2 separate regions of the Homo sapiens genome follow, and region 1 is linked to region 2. A link is a loop called in an ENCODE intact Hi-C map of the cell type or tissue named here. Cell type or tissue: PC-3. All regions are shown on one strand. Links, peaks and the distances in the headings refer to the core of each region. The heading gives the core; the rest is flanking DNA.

The links. Peaks named below come from ENCODE experiments on the same cell type or tissue, not always from the same donor. Only the 100,000 strongest peaks of a DNase experiment are listed, where the experiment ranks them.
Region 1: a loop joins it to region 2, with 2.6 times the contacts of the local background. A loop is called at or near these places in 3 of 110 quality-filtered maps.

Annotation. Positions count from the first base shown.
Region 1 is chr1:24,563,722-24,572,682 of GRCh38, forward strand. All of the region lies in intron 1 of NCMAP (non-compact myelin associated protein), which reads left to right. It also overlaps the pseudogene RPL26P8. Among named protein-coding and RNA genes, the nearest start is that of NCMAP, 12 kb to the left of the region's middle. RefSeq lists enhancers at 3,885-4,386, 5,537-6,039. In PC-3, for the core only: a CTCF peak has its summit at 4,494 (motif pointing left); a DNase peak (open chromatin) is centred at 4,480; H3K27ac peaks cover 592 bases.
Region 2 is chr1:24,512,079-24,521,039 of GRCh38, forward strand. It overlaps RCAN3 (RCAN family member 3), which reads left to right. Exons shown (of 5, transcript NM_013441.4): 2 at 2,236-2,489. The coding sequence starts at 2,295. Among named protein-coding and RNA genes, the nearest start is that of RCAN3, 14 kb to the left of the region's middle. In PC-3, for the core only: no CTCF peak of the experiment used is centred there; a DNase peak (open chromatin) is centred at 3,673; H3K4me3 peaks cover 1,094 bases; H3K27ac peaks cover 1,759 bases.

The DNA of each region.
Region 1 (8,961 bases), core at 721-8,720, 52 kb after region 2:
GGATGAAGAAGCTCAGTTTGCACAAGGACACTATAGAGGTCAGCAAATTAGCAAAGTAGTCCAAGTTTATGGGAAGAAATACGTTGTCTGCACTGGACATATGCAGCGGGAGAAGGCTGGCCATTTGCCCCAGCAGGGCTCTTAACCCTGAACAAAGACTGAGATCCTTGAGCCAAAAGCTAAATCTCACCAAGTAGGAACAGAAAAGGCCAAATACAAGGAAAATGCAATTGGGAAGATGTAGGAATAAAGTAATCTTACATACATCTTTCATTAAAAAACTGCTGCAATGAACAGGAAAAAAAGTCATAAGAGAGAATCAAGCCAAAACATTAGCTATGAAAAATTTAAGATTTAAAAAATAAAAGACATAATAGATGGCCTGAATATCAGGATGGATACAACTGAAGAATTTGCGAGTAGATAGGATGATCAGATTGAGAATTATCCCCAAAAGCAACAGGGAAAGAAACAGAGACAACACATAGAAAAGAGAAGCTGAGAGAGGCCAGGCGCAGTGGCTCACGCCTGTAATCCCAGCACTTGGGGAGGCTGAGGCAGGCAGATCATTTGAGATCAGGAGTTTGATACCAGCCTGGCCAATATGGTGAAACCCCATCACTACTAAAAATACAAAAATTAGCTCGGTGTGGTGGTGGGCGCCTGTAATTCCAGCTACTCGGGAGGCTGAGGCAAGAGAAGAATCACTTGAACCCGGGAGACTGGAGGTTGCAGTGACCTGAAATCACGCCACTGCACTCCAGCCTGGGCAACAGAGTGAGATTCTGTCTCAAAAAAAAAAAAAAAAAAACAAAAAAAAACCTGAGAGAGATGGAGAGTATACGTATGATTCCCAAAAGGAAAGAAAAATAAAAGTGGAGATGAGGAAATAAATAATTGACGAAATAATGGAGATTTAAATGTTCCAAAAATGTTTTTTAAATGAGTACAGATTGAAAGAGCTCATAGAGTAACCAACAGTAGAAAAGAATAAGGAAAAATTCACACATAGGTATCAGGGGGAAATTAAGAATATGAAAGACCAGGAAGAAGAGCAGGGAGAAATAACAGATGGCGTACAGAGGAACAAGAACTGGGTTGGCATTATTCTTCTCAACAGCAATACCCGATAAAGTCAAAGAAGTGATGTCACTAGTAATTTAAAAAAAAGAACTCTTTCAATCCAGAATTTTAAAGCCAGCCAATTTGTCATTCAAACATGAGGTCATAATAAAAATATTCTTAGGCAAATAAAGCCTCAGAAGGTGGAATACACAAAGACCCACATTGAAAATACTCTTGCAGGAAATAAATAATGAAAGAAATGTTCAGGAGATCCTGCAAGAACTGTGGGAAGTCAGGCTTCAGTGCAAGAAATAGAAGCAGTATTTGGCATTTTAGGCAGGAGGGGATTTTATACACCTTTTTTTTTTTTTTTAATGTAGGAAAGGCTAGAGGCTCCCAAAATACTGCAAAACTGGCCAGACTGGGGAGCTACAGCATCTGCCATAACCAGGAAAGTGGAGGAATCTCAAGGCTGCCCTGGAGGTTGAAACTGAACTTGACAGGGAACTGTTGAATTCAAGGACACATACATCCTGGATCCAGGGACCTGGAAGCTGATACACTGTAACTGCCCAGATATTGGAACCCAGAGTCTGGGTACCAATGTCACTGCAACACTTGTTCTCTTTTCAACAAGGAGAGAGTGAGTCCTAGGCTTGGACAGGTTGGGAGGTGACATTGTCTAGCTAGAATTTAATGACATTGATCTATTTCATCTAATTTATTTCATTGTTACCTTCTATTAATGGCAAGTGACACTGGCCATTTTTAGAAGTGATAGAAGATTGTGTGTGTGTGTGTGTGTGTGTGTGTGTGTGTGTGTGTGTGTTTTGAGACAGTCTTACTCTGTCACCCAGGCTGGAGTGCAGTGGCGTGATCATGGCTCACTGCAGCCTCCACCTCCTGGCTCAATCAATCCACCCACCTCAGCCTCTTGAGTAGCTGAGACTACAGGTGCACACCATCATGCCTGGCTAATTTTTGCATTTTTTTTGTAGAGATGGGGTCTCACTCTGTTGCCCAGTGATATGGTTAGGCTTTGTGTCCCCACACAAATTTCATCTTGAATCATAGTCCCCTTAATCCCCACTTGTCAAGGGAGAGACCAGATGGAGGTAATTGAATCATCGTGGTGGTTTCCTCCATGCTGTTCTCGTGATAGAGTGAGTTCTCATGAGATCTGATGGTTCTGTAAGGGGCTCTTCCCCTTTCGCTTGGCACCTCTCCTACCTGCCACCTTGTGAAGAAGTTACCTTGGTTCCCCTTCTCCTTCCTCCATGACTGTAAGTTTCCTGAGGCCTCCACAGCCATGCTGGACTTCGAGTCAGTTAAACCTCTTTCCTTTATAAATTACCCAGTCTTGGGCAGTTCTTTATAGCAGTAAGAAAACAGACTAATGCTCCCAGGCTGGTCTCTAACTCCTGGGCTCAAGTGATCCTCCCACTTCAGCCTCCCAAAATGCTGGGATGACAGGTATGAGCCATGCGCCTGGCCATTTCTGACATATTCTAGTGGTCTAAGCAGTCACAGGGCCCACCTAGCTTCAAGGGAGTGGAGAAATGGACTCTGCCTCTTGATGTGGGCAGTGGCCGGGTCACACTGCAGGAGAGAATATGGGATGGGAGATATTATGAGGCTGTCTTTGGAAACTGCAATTTGCATAGCTGGGAAGCACTGGTGGGTTTTGGAGACAGGAAATTGCTCATTCTGCCTGGCGGGGGAAGGGAAGAGGAGACAGGGGCTGGTGGAATAAGACTGAGGCAAGTTCATGGAAGACCTTGATTCCCACAACAGATCATTAGAACTTTATTCTGTAGCAAGTTGGAAATGATCATTGCTTTTGGAACAATGGAGAAACTGTGCAGAAAGCAAAGGTCTGTAATTCTAATTCCTTCAACAAGTGGCTCCCCAGGGAAGAGGCTGGAGGCTTCTATTCCTTCACAGTGACATATCCCAGCCCCACAATGGCATAAAAAGCACACTGCCTCAAATCCACTAAGCATTTATTAGACAATTATTGTATGCTGGGTGCAAGGCCAGGCTAGGCACTGTAGAGGTGAGTCTATGATTCATAAACCTGAATTCTGGAAATTCCAGTCCATAGCTTCTAGATCCCCTCTTGGATGCCTCATGGCCCAAAAACCCTTTGCCAGGACAAATATCCTGGTTTTTTACTAGAAAAATATCCAAGTCCAAGCAATGTAAAAGTACAAAGGAGGCTGTGACTTGTCCCTTGAGTCTGCACAGAGCTGAGAGGGGCTGTGATGGTCCAGGCCCCGAGCTCAGGGATCCGGACCCCAGAGAGTTAAGCGTATATTCGGAGCCAACCCATCCTCAGGCACCTGCTTAACCCCATCTCTTCCACGCAGCCCATACGCACACATGCATTCACGCATTTATTCATTCAAGTGCCTTCTAAACAGCAGGCCTTGTGCTGGGTGCTGGCAGGATGGCTATAAGTAAGGCAGGTCCCCCAGGGAGCACCTAGAATAGAAAGGAAGCCGGACCTCCCTACTGATAACAACACTTTCAGGTGATAAGTGCTATAACTAAGGTACCTATGAGATGCTGTGAAGAGTCTCAGAGGAGGCTGACCTCCTTCAGATAGGAGGAGAGGCTTTGGGCAGGTCTTGGAGAAAAAGGAAACTGACATTATCAGCACCCACTAGGGCCCAGGCATTCTGCTAGGGGGTTAACGTGCACTGCTAAGTGACTTATGCACACAAAACCCTTACACAGGCCTGGTCTATACAGTAAGGCTAAGTGATTGACACTTAATATTAACAATTATCATCTCCTTTGAGTGTAACAAGAAGGAACTAGAGAGGAGTCGCAAAGCCTCCTTTACAGTTGAGGAAACAGGCATGGAGGCTAAGTTGTGAGCCCAAGGGGACATAACTAAGCCGGAGTTCAATCCCCAATTTAATTCTAAAGTCCTGATCTCTGTCTCCACCCTCTTTCTAGTTCATGGAGGAGGGAAGAAGTGGAGGACATTCCCAAAGAGGGGACAAACCTTGGGAAAACTCAATAGTCTCAAGGAGCCAGGGTGTGGAGTATGTGGGTGCCCAGGTGGGATGGGAGAGGAGGCAGGAGAGAGGTGGCGGGGGCTGAAGTGTAAAGGGCATTGAACACCAGGTGGGGTAGGAGAGTGGGCTTGATTCTACCCATAGAGAGAATCGACCGAGGGTTCCGCGACGCCCTGGCCGTATTGGAATCTCTCCTTCCAGGTCACACTCCCGTGACCGCTCGTCACCTAATTAGGCACCCGCCTGTGACCCGTTCACATCCTTCCAGGCAGGGCTGGGCCTGGAACACGGGGCAACTCACAGTCCAGAGCTTCCTCCTTGTCACGGCCTCCCTCTCAGGCTGTGGTATTTGCTCAGAACCTGAGCCCGGGGGCAGAGAGCACAGAAATATTTATTTATGTCACTGCCAACCCTGCCTCCTGGAGGCCCGCACGGGGCACCTCACAGAGAAGCTCAGTTATATAACTCAGAGTTGACACAGCAGGAAGGAGAGGGAAACAAGTTCTAGTTATTCCTTTTTCTCAGTCTTAGACACATTTGGAAACTGGATGGCTTGACATTGCCCTGTCTTCTTCCTCCCTCACCTTACTGACCTGGGGTCCCCAGGGACCTCGGTGATGCTAGATCCATTGCTGATTTTAACCTCGATTCTCATGTGGCTGGGGGTTTGGGGAGATCTTCCTAGAGGTGGAGGAGGGGAGAGAAAGGAAATATATTAAAGGGCTGCTTTGTGCCAAACACTGCCAGAGACTTTATATTTATTATTATTAGTAGTAGTATTAAACAGCAATCCCATGAAGAGGGTCCTGTTATTACCTCCACTTTACAGAAAAGGAGATGAAGGCACAGAGAGGTTAAGTAACTTTCTAAAGGCCACCCAGCCGAGCCAGGTCAGTCTGGCTCTGACCACTACTGGTTCATTTTCAAGCATCTCAAACTGAATCCATAATAAACTGAATCCCATAATAGGGATCCTTTTTGTTGTTGTTATTAGAGACAGGGGTCTCGATATATTGCCCAGGCTGGACTCAAACTCCTGGGCTCAAGAGATCCTCCCACCTCAGCCTTCCAAGTAGCTAGGACTAGAGGCATGCGTCACCATACCCGGCTCATAATGTAGGGGTTCTTGAGAGCCCAGAGCATGCTAGTTTCTTATTGTGGAGGAAGTTCTTCCACAGCTTTAATTCCTAATATATTTGTTTTGTTTTGTTTTGTTTTTTTTTGGAGACTTGCTCTGTCGCCCAATGGTGCGATCTCAGCTCACTGCAACCTCTGGGGTCAAGCAATTCTCCCACCTCAGCCTCCCGAGTAGCTGAGATTACAGGCGCCTGCCACCATGCCCGACTGATTTTTGTATTTTTAGTAGAGACGGGGTTTCACCATGTTGGCCAGGCTGGTCTCAAACTTCTGACCTCAGGTGACCCACCTGCCTCAGCCTCCCAAAGTGCTGGGATTACAGGCATGAGCCACCATGTCCAGTCCCAACATATTTCTTGAATCTAGGTTCCACTCTGGCCCTCCCTGGGCACTAGACTTCACTGTGCTGGGACCTTCACTCTCCCACCCACTCACCACATCCTACACTTTCCTTCCCTAATGTGCCCATTCCCACCCCCTCCTCCCCAGACTTCACTCCCATTGTTCTTCCCAGCTAGACTGGCATTCTTCCCTTCCCACCTCATAAAGTCCCAGTCAAATGATAATAGTAACAATGTTCATTGATTGAGCGGCAGCAGTAAAGTGGAGTGGTCAAAAGCATGAACTGTGGTGTACTTGGCCTAAGTTCTACCTAGTTCTGCCGCTTTCACTGGCTGTGTGACCTCAGGATACTTAGTCTCTCTGGGCCTCAGTTTCTCTACCTGTAAAATGGAAATAATGATACCCACCTCCTAGGGCTGGCATGGAATGAAATGAGTTATACAAATAAAAATTTAAACTATACAAATAAAAGCTTACTTATAAAGTTTTTAGAAAAGTGCTTGGCACACAGTAAGTGCTCATTAAATGCTCCTCTTACTTTCAAGCCCTCAAAACATGGTGCAGACTCTGAAGTCAGATTCTTTGGGGTCACGTCCTTCCTCAGTTGGTGACCTTGGACAAGTTACTTAACCTCCTTGGGCCTCAGTTTCCTCACTTAAAAAAAATTTTTTTTTGAGACAATTTTTCTTGCTCTGTGACCCAGGCTGGAGTACAGTGGCACAATCACTGCTCACTGCAGCCTTGAACTCCTGGGCTCAAGTGATCCTCCCACCTCAACCTCTAGATGGGACCACAGATGTGAGCCACCACACCTGGAAATTTTTTTTTTTTTTTTGTGGAGACGGGGTCCCCCTGTGTTTCCCAGGCTGCTCTTGAACTCCTGAGCTCAAGCAGTCTGCCCACCTTGGCCTCCCAAACTGCTGGGATTACAGGCGTGAGTCACCATGCCCAGGCTAGAAATTTTAACAAACAATATGCTTTTTGCTTAGAAACAATCAAATAAACATAAAGTAAGTTAGGCCCCATCTCTAACAAAAAAAAATTTTTTTATAGATTAGTCGAGTGCAGTGGCTTGCACCTATAGTTCCAGCTGCTTGGGCAGTGCAGATGGGAGGATCCCTTGAACTGGGGAAGTCAAGGCTGGAGTGAGCCGTGATTGTGCCACTGCACTCCAGCCTGGGCAACAGAGCAAGATCTCACTCAAAAACTAAATACATAAACAAACAAAGTACTTAACAGGGGGCTTAGCGCTTAGAACTAAGTACATACAAGCTATTATTATATTCCTGGGATTCAGATCCAGGTCAGTCTGACCCCACAGCCGAAGAGTTTAATGACCCCATGGTGCCATTCAAATTCCACTGCTCCAGGTGGCCTGCCCTCCCCCAGGCCCCTGCTCAGAACCCTCAGCCTCTGAGCTCACGGCACCTCTGTGTTAGTGTCTCATCTGCCTCCTGGTGATGCAGACCACACATGGGGGGAAGGTACATGCCAGGTGCCCTGTGCCCGATCCTTGCTCAGTGCCACAGTCTCTAGCTCATAATATATGATTAATGAATATTTCCTGAATGAATGAATGTATGAACAAATGAATGAGTTGGTGTTGGTAGGAGAGGGGTGTGGGTGGTGAACACTTACCACCCGGTCATAATTACTCCTTCTGGGCGCCTCTGCTATGCCCACCACTGGGCATGGTCTTCATGTTCACAGTCCCATTAGATCCTCATCAAACCCCATTCTGCTTCACAACGAGGGACATTGAGACTTCTCTTGGAGTTCCCAGCGTCCTTGGGTATAAAGCAAAGAGAGAAGGACAGAGTGTGGTTTGGTGTTGTCCAATATAATGTGAGCCACATATGTTATTGTAAATGTCCTGGTAGCCACATTAAAAAAGTAAAAAGAAGGCTGGGCACGGTGGCTCATGCCTGTAATCCTAGCACTTTGGGAGGCCGAGGCAGGCGGATCACGGGGTCAGGAGTTCAAGACCAGCCTGGCCAACATAGTGAAACCTCGTCTCTACTAAAAATACAAAAATTAGCCAGGCGTGGTAGTGGACAGCTGTAATCCTAGCTACTCAAGAGGTTGAGGCAGGAGAATCACTTGAACTCAGGAGGCAGAGGTTGCTGTGAGTGGAGATCACGCCATTGGACTCCAGCCTGGGTGACAGAGCAAGACTCTGTCTCAAAAAGAAAGAAAGAAAAAAGAAACAGGCTAAATTTTGATATTTTATGTAACCCAGCATATTCCAAATATGAACATTTCCACATGTAGTCAATAGAAAAAAACTTCATATATATACTTTTTTTTTCTTTGAGATGGAGTCTTGCTCTGTCGCCCAGGCTGAAGTGACATGGCACGATCTCGGCTCACTGCAACCTCTGCCTCCCGGGTTCAAGAGATTCTCCTGCCTCAGCCTCCCGAGTAGCTGGGATTACAGGTGTGCGCCACCACGCCTGGCTAATTTTTGTGTTTTTGGTAGAGACACGGCTTCACCATATTGGCCAGGCTGGTCACAAACTCCTGACCTCAAGTGATCCGCCTGCCTCGGCCTCCCAAAGTGCTGGGATTACAGGCGTAAGCCACCGCGCCTGGAAGAAAAAAATTATGAATGAGATGTTTTACATTCTTTTATTTTGTCCTAAGTCTTTGTAATTCCATGGGCATTTTGCACTTAAAATACATTGTAACTCACAGCAGCCACATTTCCGAGGCTCAAATAGCCATGCGTGGCCAGGGGCACCACGCTGGACAGCACAGATCTAGATGCTGCTGGGTGGTGAAAGCCTGGCTGAGGATTGGGACTTCATTCACCTTAGCTGATGAGTAGCCATCCAAAGCTGGGGCAGCGGCGAGCATGCTCAGATGTATTTCTAGAAAGTTCTCTGGGGTGGCTGTACAGTTGATGGATTTTAAGGGGAGAGGGCTTTTCTATCCTCTCCACCTTAGGGTGGATGGATCACACTGAGGGCGTTCCCCCACTGGGATATGACTTGGAGGTAGAGATGGGCTCCGTATCCCCAAGAAGGACTCTCCCGTCCAAGGTAAATGTCAGGTCTGAGGCTCCAACCCCATCAGACCCTTCCTTCCTGTGCCTCTGACCTGCTCTTTCCCGAGGCAGTCAGTGGTCACTGAATGGTGCAGGCTGGGGCTGAGCTCGGCACCTGCTATGGTTTGTGGGTAACAGATATGGTTCTGGGCAGCTCAGAGAGGAAGTGAAGAACCTGCTAGCCCCGCCTGGCCAAGCTCCCCGTGCCAGGGCCGGCTCTGGACACACCAGCCCACAGAGGCACACTCGCTTGCACACTTGCTCACACACTCACCGCCCCTCCCCACTGCTCAGCCCCCTCCTCCTAGGAGTACACAGGCCCCCTGGAGAGCTCAGCACCCCAGC
Region 2 (8,961 bases), core at 374-8,373:
GGAGAAATTGAAAGTACAGCTGACACTTTGGGAGGCCGAGGCGGGCGGATAACTTAAGGTCAGGAGTTCGAGACCAGCCTGGCCAACATGTGAAACCCTGTCTCTACTAAAAATACAAAAATTACCCGGGCATGGTAGCACATGCCTGTAGTCCCAGCTACTTGGGGGGCTGAGGCAGGAGAATGGCTTGAACCTGGGAGACGAAGGTTGCAGTGAGCCAAGATCGTACTACTGCACTCCAGCCTGGGCAACAGGATAAAATTCTGTCTCAAAAAAAAAAAAAATTAAGTACAGCTGACAGCTGATGGAACGAGGTTCTTTAGGAGATTGGGTGCTTAGCATTGTTGAAGAGGAGAAATGCTGGCTTTGCTGGGAGTGCCTTGAGGGTAGGAACCATGTTTTCTTCACTCCCCAACACCAAGCAGTAGGCACTCAGAAAATGTATATACAAATGAGTAAAGATTTTACTTCTTAGAAGTAGTCTTGATTGATATTGTAGAATACCAAAAAACCTCACTATTTTTATTCCATAATTACCATTCTGTATTATACTGTGTGTAAGCAATGTATTTGTGACCTTCTGTTCTTTGAAATAAAAGGGAAAAATCACAAATCAGGTGGTATTGAGGTAGTAATCATAATCACTTAGTTTGTCTGTGCCTGCTACGTATTTATTAAATTCTGCCTCCGCATCTTGAAATGTGTCATGTCCAAGGCTCTCTGCTTGGTGCATGTGATGTGCACTTCATTGGAAGAGGCAGACATGCATAGAAACAGCCTATGAGAGACAGATTCTGTCCTGTTATTCCACCCAGGGACACTGTCAGCTCCAGACATTTGCCTTAAAATTGGTTATTTTTTAAAGTTTGGAAAAAGGGACCAGGCGCGGTGGCTCACACCTGTAATCCCAGCGCTTTAGGAGGCCGAGTTGGGCGGATCACCAGGTCAGGAGATCGAGACCATCCTGGCTAACACAGTGAAACCCCATCTCTACTAAAAATACAAAAAATTAGCTGAGCGTGGTGTCGGGCGCCTGTAGTCCCAGCTACCTGGGAGGCTGAGGCAGGAGAATGGTGTGAACCCGGGAGGCGGAGCTTGCAGTGAGCCGAGATTGTGCCACTGCACTCCAGCCTGGGTGACAGAGCGAGACTCTGTCTCAAAAAAAAGTTCAGAAAAAGGACACCTTTTTAATTTTCTTTAATTTTTTGTAGGGGCAAGGTCTCACTATGTTGTCAGGCTGGTCTTGAACGCCTGAGCTGAAGTGATCCTTTGATCACTGCCTCAGCCTCCCAAAGTGCTGGGATTGGCCAGATGTGGTGGCTCACACCCATAATCCCAGCACTTTAGGAGACTGAGGTGTGCAGATCACCTGAGGTTAGGAGTTGGAGACCAGCCTGGCCAACATGGTGAAATCCCATCTCTACCAAAAAAATATAAAAAGTTAGCCGGGCATGGTGGTACACGCCTGTAGTGGAGGCTGAGGCATGAAAATCGCTTGAACCCGGGAGGCGGAGGTTGCAGTGAGCCGGGATCGCGCCACTGCACTCCAGCCTGGGCAACACAACACGACTCCATCTCAAAAACAAAAGTGCTGGGATTATAGGCATGAGCCACCGTACCTGGCCCTCTTTTTGATTTTCTGTGTTAAATTTTGCCTACCGCAAATATTTCTAACATTAACAAAGACTGAATTTATAGACAGCTTTTGATTCTGTGTAACTTAATTCTTTCAAGTGTATTCAAAAAGAACAAATTGGTTAGGAGAGGTAGAGTCAGCTCATCACAGACCATATTTCAGGGTACAGATGGTGAGAGAATTAGTGTGGGTTGTATTTGGCTGTGCCAGTTACAGTGTTGTAGATGGAAAACCCCAAACAAATATGTGGAGGCTCTTCTGGTTCACATTTTTCTTTCTACTGCTTATAAACTAGAATACATATTGATATGATCTCATTTTATATTACCCTTTTTTCCCTAGGTTCACTAGAAAACGTTTTGCCTTTTTTTCTTAATAAATCATTGCCAGTGAAATATGTTACATAAAATATGCTAAGCAAATCAAATTAGCGTATCTAGAATTCACTTACGAGGACTGTAATGCATTGATTTAAATATTGATTCATCGTTCTAAATAAAATTGCTTCATTTGATGAATTGCAGCCTGGAGACATTGATTGATTGGAACATTATTTGGTCTTCGGAGTTTTACCTCTGCATTTTCTTTTTTTTTAACAGTGGGTGCCTGATAGACATCCTAGGACTATACAGAAGGAAAAGGCCCACTTTGGGGGATAATGCTGAGGGACACTATGAAATCTTGGAATGATAGCCAGTCAGATCTGTGTAGCACTGACCAAGAAGAGGAAGAAGAGATGATTTTTGGTGAAAATGAAGATGATTTGGATGAGATGATGGATTTAAGTGATCTGCCTACCTCACTTTTTGCTTGCAGCGTCCATGAAGCAGTGTTTGAGGCACGAGAGCAGAAGGTAGGCATCTATCCTCCCTTTCCCTACATTTGTAGCATGTTAAATGTGTATGGATTTGGGGAAACAGAGCTTGACTGGTCCCTGACAAATTAAGTATAGAAAGTGTATGTCCACTTTTAGGCCGGGCGCATTGGCTCACACCTGTAATCCCAGCACTTTGGGAGGCTGAGGTGGGCAGATCACCTGAGGTCAGGAGTTCAAGACGAGCTTGGGCAACATATAGAAACCCTGTCTCTACTAAAAATGCAAAAACTAGCCGGGTGTGGTGGTGCGCGCCTGTAATCCCAGCTACTCGCAGGGCTGAGGCAGGAGAATCACTTGAACTTGGGAGGCAGAGGTTGCAAAGAGCTGAGAACATGCCACTGCACTTAAGCCTGGGGGACAGAGTGAGACTCTGTCTCAAAAAAAAAAAAAAGAAAGTGTATGTCCACTTTTAGATGTTGCCGCAGAATTTTTATTGTATTTTTAGAAGAGTTTCAGTCTGCAGCAGTTAGGAAATGTTTCAAAACCAGTTCTTCTCCATAGACACTTTAAGAAGCACTGGCATTTAGTGAACTCTGAGTCAAGTCTTATTCAATCCATTCACTTATTTATTCACTTATTCATTTTCGGAGACTACAATTAAAGAAAACCTGGGGATCTTTAGCCGGGCTTCCTATTACTTGGGAGTGCATTCACAAAAGAAGGAATTCAGCTTTTTCCTGGGGCTGATTTACATAAAACCTATTAGGACTATTTATGATTTTGTCGTAACAAAATTGTTCACGTTTCTTGTATTAGTTTCTATAACTGGGGAAAATGATTGAGCTTATTATTTTAAAGATTCCTTTAGTTCATTTATTATTTACCTAGAAAGAGAGGTGTGTGTGTGTGTGTGTGTGTGTGTGTGTGTGTGTGCTTTGTTTTGTTTTTCCCCGTCATGACCTCACAAAAGGCTATAGGTCTTAGTCCCACAAAAGTAAAATAGCTCTGCCACTGGGATGTGTCTTCCTTGTTCTGAGCTTTTTCTCAAAACCCTATCACTGGCCCTTTAGTTTTCAGCCGATGTACCCAAAATATTTCCCTTCCGATGACTTTCTTGGAGCAGAACTTCAATACCGTTTAACTCAGGACATACTTGAGTGCCTACGGTGTGCCAGGCGCTGGTGCCAGTTGCTTCAGGGGATAGAGTGTGAGTCATGCAGCTTCTGCCTCATGGTGTCCAGCCCTGCAGCAGAATCAAGGCCAGGCAGCAGGGATGACAAGCAATTATGTTATCAAATGGAATCTTAGTGCCTTTAGAAACACTTGAAAGTGGCCGGGCGTGGTGGCTCATGCTTGTAGTCCCAGTACTTTGGGAGGCCAAGGCAGGCAGATCACGAGGTCAGGAGTTCCAGACCAGCCTGACCAACATGGTGAAACCCCGTTTCTACTAAAAATACAAAAATTAGCTGGGCGTGGTGGCAGGTGCCTGTAATCCCAGCTACTCAGGAGGCTGAGACAGGAGAATCGCTTGAACCTGGGAGGCAGAGGTTGCAGTGAGCGGAGATTGCGCCAGCGTACTCCAGCCTGGGCAACAGAGCGAGACTCAGTCTCAAGAAAAAAAAAAGAAAGAAAGAAACACTTGAAAGAACAGGGCCAGGCGCAGTGGCTCTCGCCTGTAATCCCAGCATTTTGGGAGGCTGTGGCGGGCAGATCACTTGAGCCCAGGGTTTCATGACCAGCCTGGGCAATATAGCGAGACCCCATCTCCATAAAATAAAATAATAATAATAATTTAAATAGTGCGTTGAGGTAAGAAAGGAGGAAGGATCACAGCCAGTTGGAATAAAAGATCTCACAGGGAGGTGGCATTGGAGAAGGGCTGTGAGAGCTGGGTAGGATTTTAGCAGGGAAGGGAAAGGGAATTTTGGCCACGGGGAACAGAATGAGAAAAGAGCTGAATCGGGAGAGTGTGGGCCATTTCGGGAGTAGCAAGCCATTCTGTGTGCTTAGCACATAGCTGATATTTGGCCAGAGTCAGGAGAAATCGGACTAGAAGAGTGAGTATGCGGCCACCCAGCAAAATCTCATGAACATCTAGCTCAGGAGCTTGTCCTTTTGTGGGAAACGGTCGGAGGGTTTCTGAGCACAGAGCGGCCATCAGAGCTCCACGTCAGGAAGCTCAGCCCACAGCACGTGGATGGCAGAGTGATGGGAGAAGAGGGCAGAGCAGGGAGCCAGGGAGCTCTCGGATTGCACCCGCCTGGAGATGACCCACCCCAAGCGGAGCAGGGAAGGGGGCTGCACTCGCCAACTTTGTGTCTTTCAGGGTTGTTTCATTTACAAATGCTATTTGCTTTCCCAAGTTCAGTCATAATTTAGACATTTTGAAATCATCCTTTTGAGTTTCATGCTAAGAGCTCTAAGTTTTTATGTTATAAATAAGTTAACCTTGTTGTTTATTGTTGTAAAAAACCAGATGAATTGCCAATTTATGTTAAAATTATATATGTAGGAATTCTCTCAAGAAACGTCACAATCTTTTCTATTTTTTTGTTTTTTTTTGTTTTTTTTTTGTTTGTTTGTTTGTTTTGGTGAGATGGAGTCCTTCTCTGCCTCCCAGGCTGGAAGGCTGGAGTGCAATGGCGCAGTCTCGGCTCACTGCAACCTCCGCCTCCCAGGTTCAAGCAATTCTCCTGCCTCAGCTTCCTGAGTAGCTGGGATTACAGGCACATGCCACAATGCCCGGCTAATTTTTTTGTATTTTTAGTAGAGATGGGGTTTCACCACATTGGCCAGGCTGGTCTTGATCTCCTGACCTCAAGTGATCTGCCCACCTTGGCCTCCCAAAGTGCTGGTATTACAGGCGTGAGCCACCGTATCCGGCCAATCTTTTCTATTTCAACCTTTTCTTTTTAACTGTAGCCTGGGAAATTTTTAACCTGCAAAAAGGGTGGGTCCTTGTTGGGTTTCATTTTTTAAACCATTTGGGGATTATATCTAACGTAAATTTATACTGGAAATCATCCCAGCAGAAATTCTAATAACAGCAGTTCAGCGGACTTCCTAGTAAATTGTATTTAATACCCTTAACAGTAATATCTGAAATGACAAAATATAAAATGTTTATATTATGGTTATCTATAGATCATCAGTTGGATATAAAATATGGACAGAATCAAGGCCAGATATGATGGCTCATGCTTGTAATCCCAGCACTTTGGGAGGCCAAGGCAAGAGGATCGCTTGAGACCAGGAGTTTGAGACCAGCCTGGGCAACAGAGTGAGACCTCGTTTCTATTAAAGAAACATTTTTTAAGATATGGGCAGAATCAAATGTTTCCTTTACATTTTTCTTCTATCAGTGTCTTATTTTGTTGTAGTTTCTCCTGAAATCAGCTGTTTATTCAGGTTATCTATGAATGTGCAAAAAATAAAACAGTTGCTTTTGTTGGATTACAGGCAGAATAATCCCGATTGCAATTAAACACTTTAATTTCAAAAAATAATTTCTGGCTGGGCACATTGGCTCACACCCATAGTCCCAGCACTTTGGGAGGCCGAGGCAGGTGGATTGCTTGAACCCAGGAGTTCGAGACCAGCCTGGCCAACATAGCAAGACCCCATCTCTATAAAAAAATTTTTTTTTCCCAGCTTGAAAAAGTTTTTGTCTTTATAAGCTTCTAACTATTGGAGTAAGCTTTTACATTCTTCCGAATAGTAGAATAAATAACACAGGTGCCATTATCATGTAAATGTAATCTTTGCTCTAGATCATTAGATTTTGGCTCTATGTTTTTATCAATATTTCTTAAAAATAGTGTTGGAGGGATAATAAATCATAGAAAAATAAACTGTAAGAAAAATAGGTGGAGAAAAGGACTTATCTTTCAATGTATATTTCTCAGCTATAGGGTTGTTAATTTTATGCATGTACTCTGCTAATCAATAGCTCCATCAGGAGTGCGACAGGCTTAGTGCTTCATTTTTCTTTGACAGATTTGGATTTGTCCCAATGTGATTGTATTTGCTTGTTTGCTGTCTTTAACCCCAGTTTTTTTTTTTCTCTGTCTTTTAAAAAAGCAACAGGGTCTTGCTCTGTCACCCAGGCTGGAATGTGGTGGCATGATCATAGGTCACTGCAGCCTTGACCTCCTGGGCTCAAGCAATCCTCCTACCTCAGCCTCTCGAGTAGCTGGGACTATAGGCATGCACCAGCACATCCAGCTAATTTATTATTTATTTATTTATTTATTTATTTTGGAGATGGAGTCTCACTCTGTCACCCAGGCTGGAGTGCAGTGGTGCAGTCTCAGCTCAGTGCAACCTCTGCCTCCCGGGTTCAAGCAATCCTCCCACCTCAGCCTCCCAAGTAGCTAGGATTACAGGCATCCACCACCATGCTCGGCTAATTTTTTTGTATTTTTAGTAAAGACAGGGTTTCACCCTGTTGGCCAGGCTGGTATCAAACTCCTGACCTCAGATGATCTGCCTGCCTTGACCTCCCAAAATGCTGGGACTACAGGTGCATGCCACTACAACCAGCTAATTTTTGTATTTTTAGTAGAGATAGAGTTTCGCCATGTTGGCCAAGCTGGTCTCAAACTCTCGACTTCAAGTGATCTGCCCATCTCAGCCTCCCAAAGTGCTGTTATTACAGGCGTGAGCCACTGTGCCTGGCCTGATGTTTTTTTTTTTTTTTTTTAAGAGACAAGGTCTTGCTATGTTGCCCAGACTGGTCTCAAACTCCTGGGCTCAAGCGATCCTCCTACCTCTGCCTCTCAAAGTGCTGGGATTATAGGTGTGATCCACCATGCCTGACCCCTCCAGAAGCAAATTAATCTTGCTTCTGGTTTGAACATGAGGAGTTTTCAAAATATAATTTAGGTTTTTATAACATGAGAAATGGGACTGTTTTTTTCTGCCTTAGGTCTTGGTGTTTGAGGGGACTCAGTAAATGTTAGTGTTAGCAGTCTTCTCAGCAGGACATCCTGTACAAAGAAATGCAGTAGAATCTAGTCCCCTTGCAAAGTACTGCCCTTTGTATATAAAACTGTTTATCTGACCTCCTCACCATAGGACATTTGATTTGTGTTTCTGATTATGGTGGTTGAGGGATATTAAGACATCACTACTTGTTCTGCTGTCCTGCTCTGTGATGGGTGACACTGAGCATCTCATTGAGTTCCCAGTGCAAAGCAACACCTGTTAAATGTTTGTTGAATGAATGGATTCTGTAAGATGGTTGTTGAGGCTTAGTGATGCAATGCTATGATCGAGAAACAGAATTGTGAGCTGAGTGAGGCAAAATAGTACGTAGGAGATTTAATCTGAAATTATGCTCCCAGATACACTGGCCTAAATTCTTTTGTGGCTTGTATAATCATATGCACAATTTAAATCTTCCTTTCAAGCTTTGATTCTGTACCTTCCATTTAAAGAAGTATCAAAAATATTATTTAAGAAAAGTAAATGATATTTGGAAGCTGAGTGAAGTGATCTTATGATTTTTAGACTAAATCAATTGTTTGTACATTCTAGCATAGCCTTCAGCCCAGAAAAAGTAGAATCCTTTAAGGAAAGTGATGTTTTAAATTTGGGAATTAAAAAAGAGGATTCAAAGGAAGAATATCTCTGTTATAGTTAACTGTGTTTTTAACAGAGCATGAAACATCCTAAGGTTTCACTAAGTGTTTGTTTAATTGGTTTTATAGTGCTGTTCTGGCCAAGAATTAGTAATTTAGTTAGCTTTGAGGCTCAATTAAATACTAGAGAATCATAGTTTAGAATTAAGAAATCCTAGTCAAGTCTGTATTTTATACAGTGGGTTTAGAGTTATAGACATTGCTACAAAACGTTGTTGAAAGAAATTTAAAGAAGGCACAAATAAAGGGGAAGACATCCGTATCTATGGACTGGAAAACTTAATAACATTAAGATGTCAGTACATACACCGTGGAATACTATGCAGCCATAAAAAATGATGAGTTCATGTCCTTTGTAGGGACATAGATGAAACTGGAAACCATCATTCTCAGCAAACTATCGCAAGGACAAAAAACCAAACACTGCATGTTCTCACTCATAGGTGGGAATTGAACAATGAGAACACAATGACACAGGAAGGGGAACATCACACTCCGGGGACTGTTGTGGGGTGGGGGGAGGGGGAAGAGATAGCATTAGGAGATATACCTAATGCTAAATGACGAGTTAATGGGTGCAGCACACCAACATGGCACATGTATACATATGTAACAAACCTGCACGTTGTACACATGTACCCTAAAACTTAAAGTATAATAATAATAAAATAAAAATAAAATAAAATAAAATTAAAAGATGTCAGTACTACCTAAAGTGCTCTACAGATTCAACTCAATCCCTATCAAAATCCCAATGATTTTTTTTGCAGAAATAGAAAACCTACCCTGAAATTCATATAGAACCTCAAGGAATCCCAAATTGCCAAAACAGTCTTGAAAACAAAGAACAAAGTTGGATGCACACT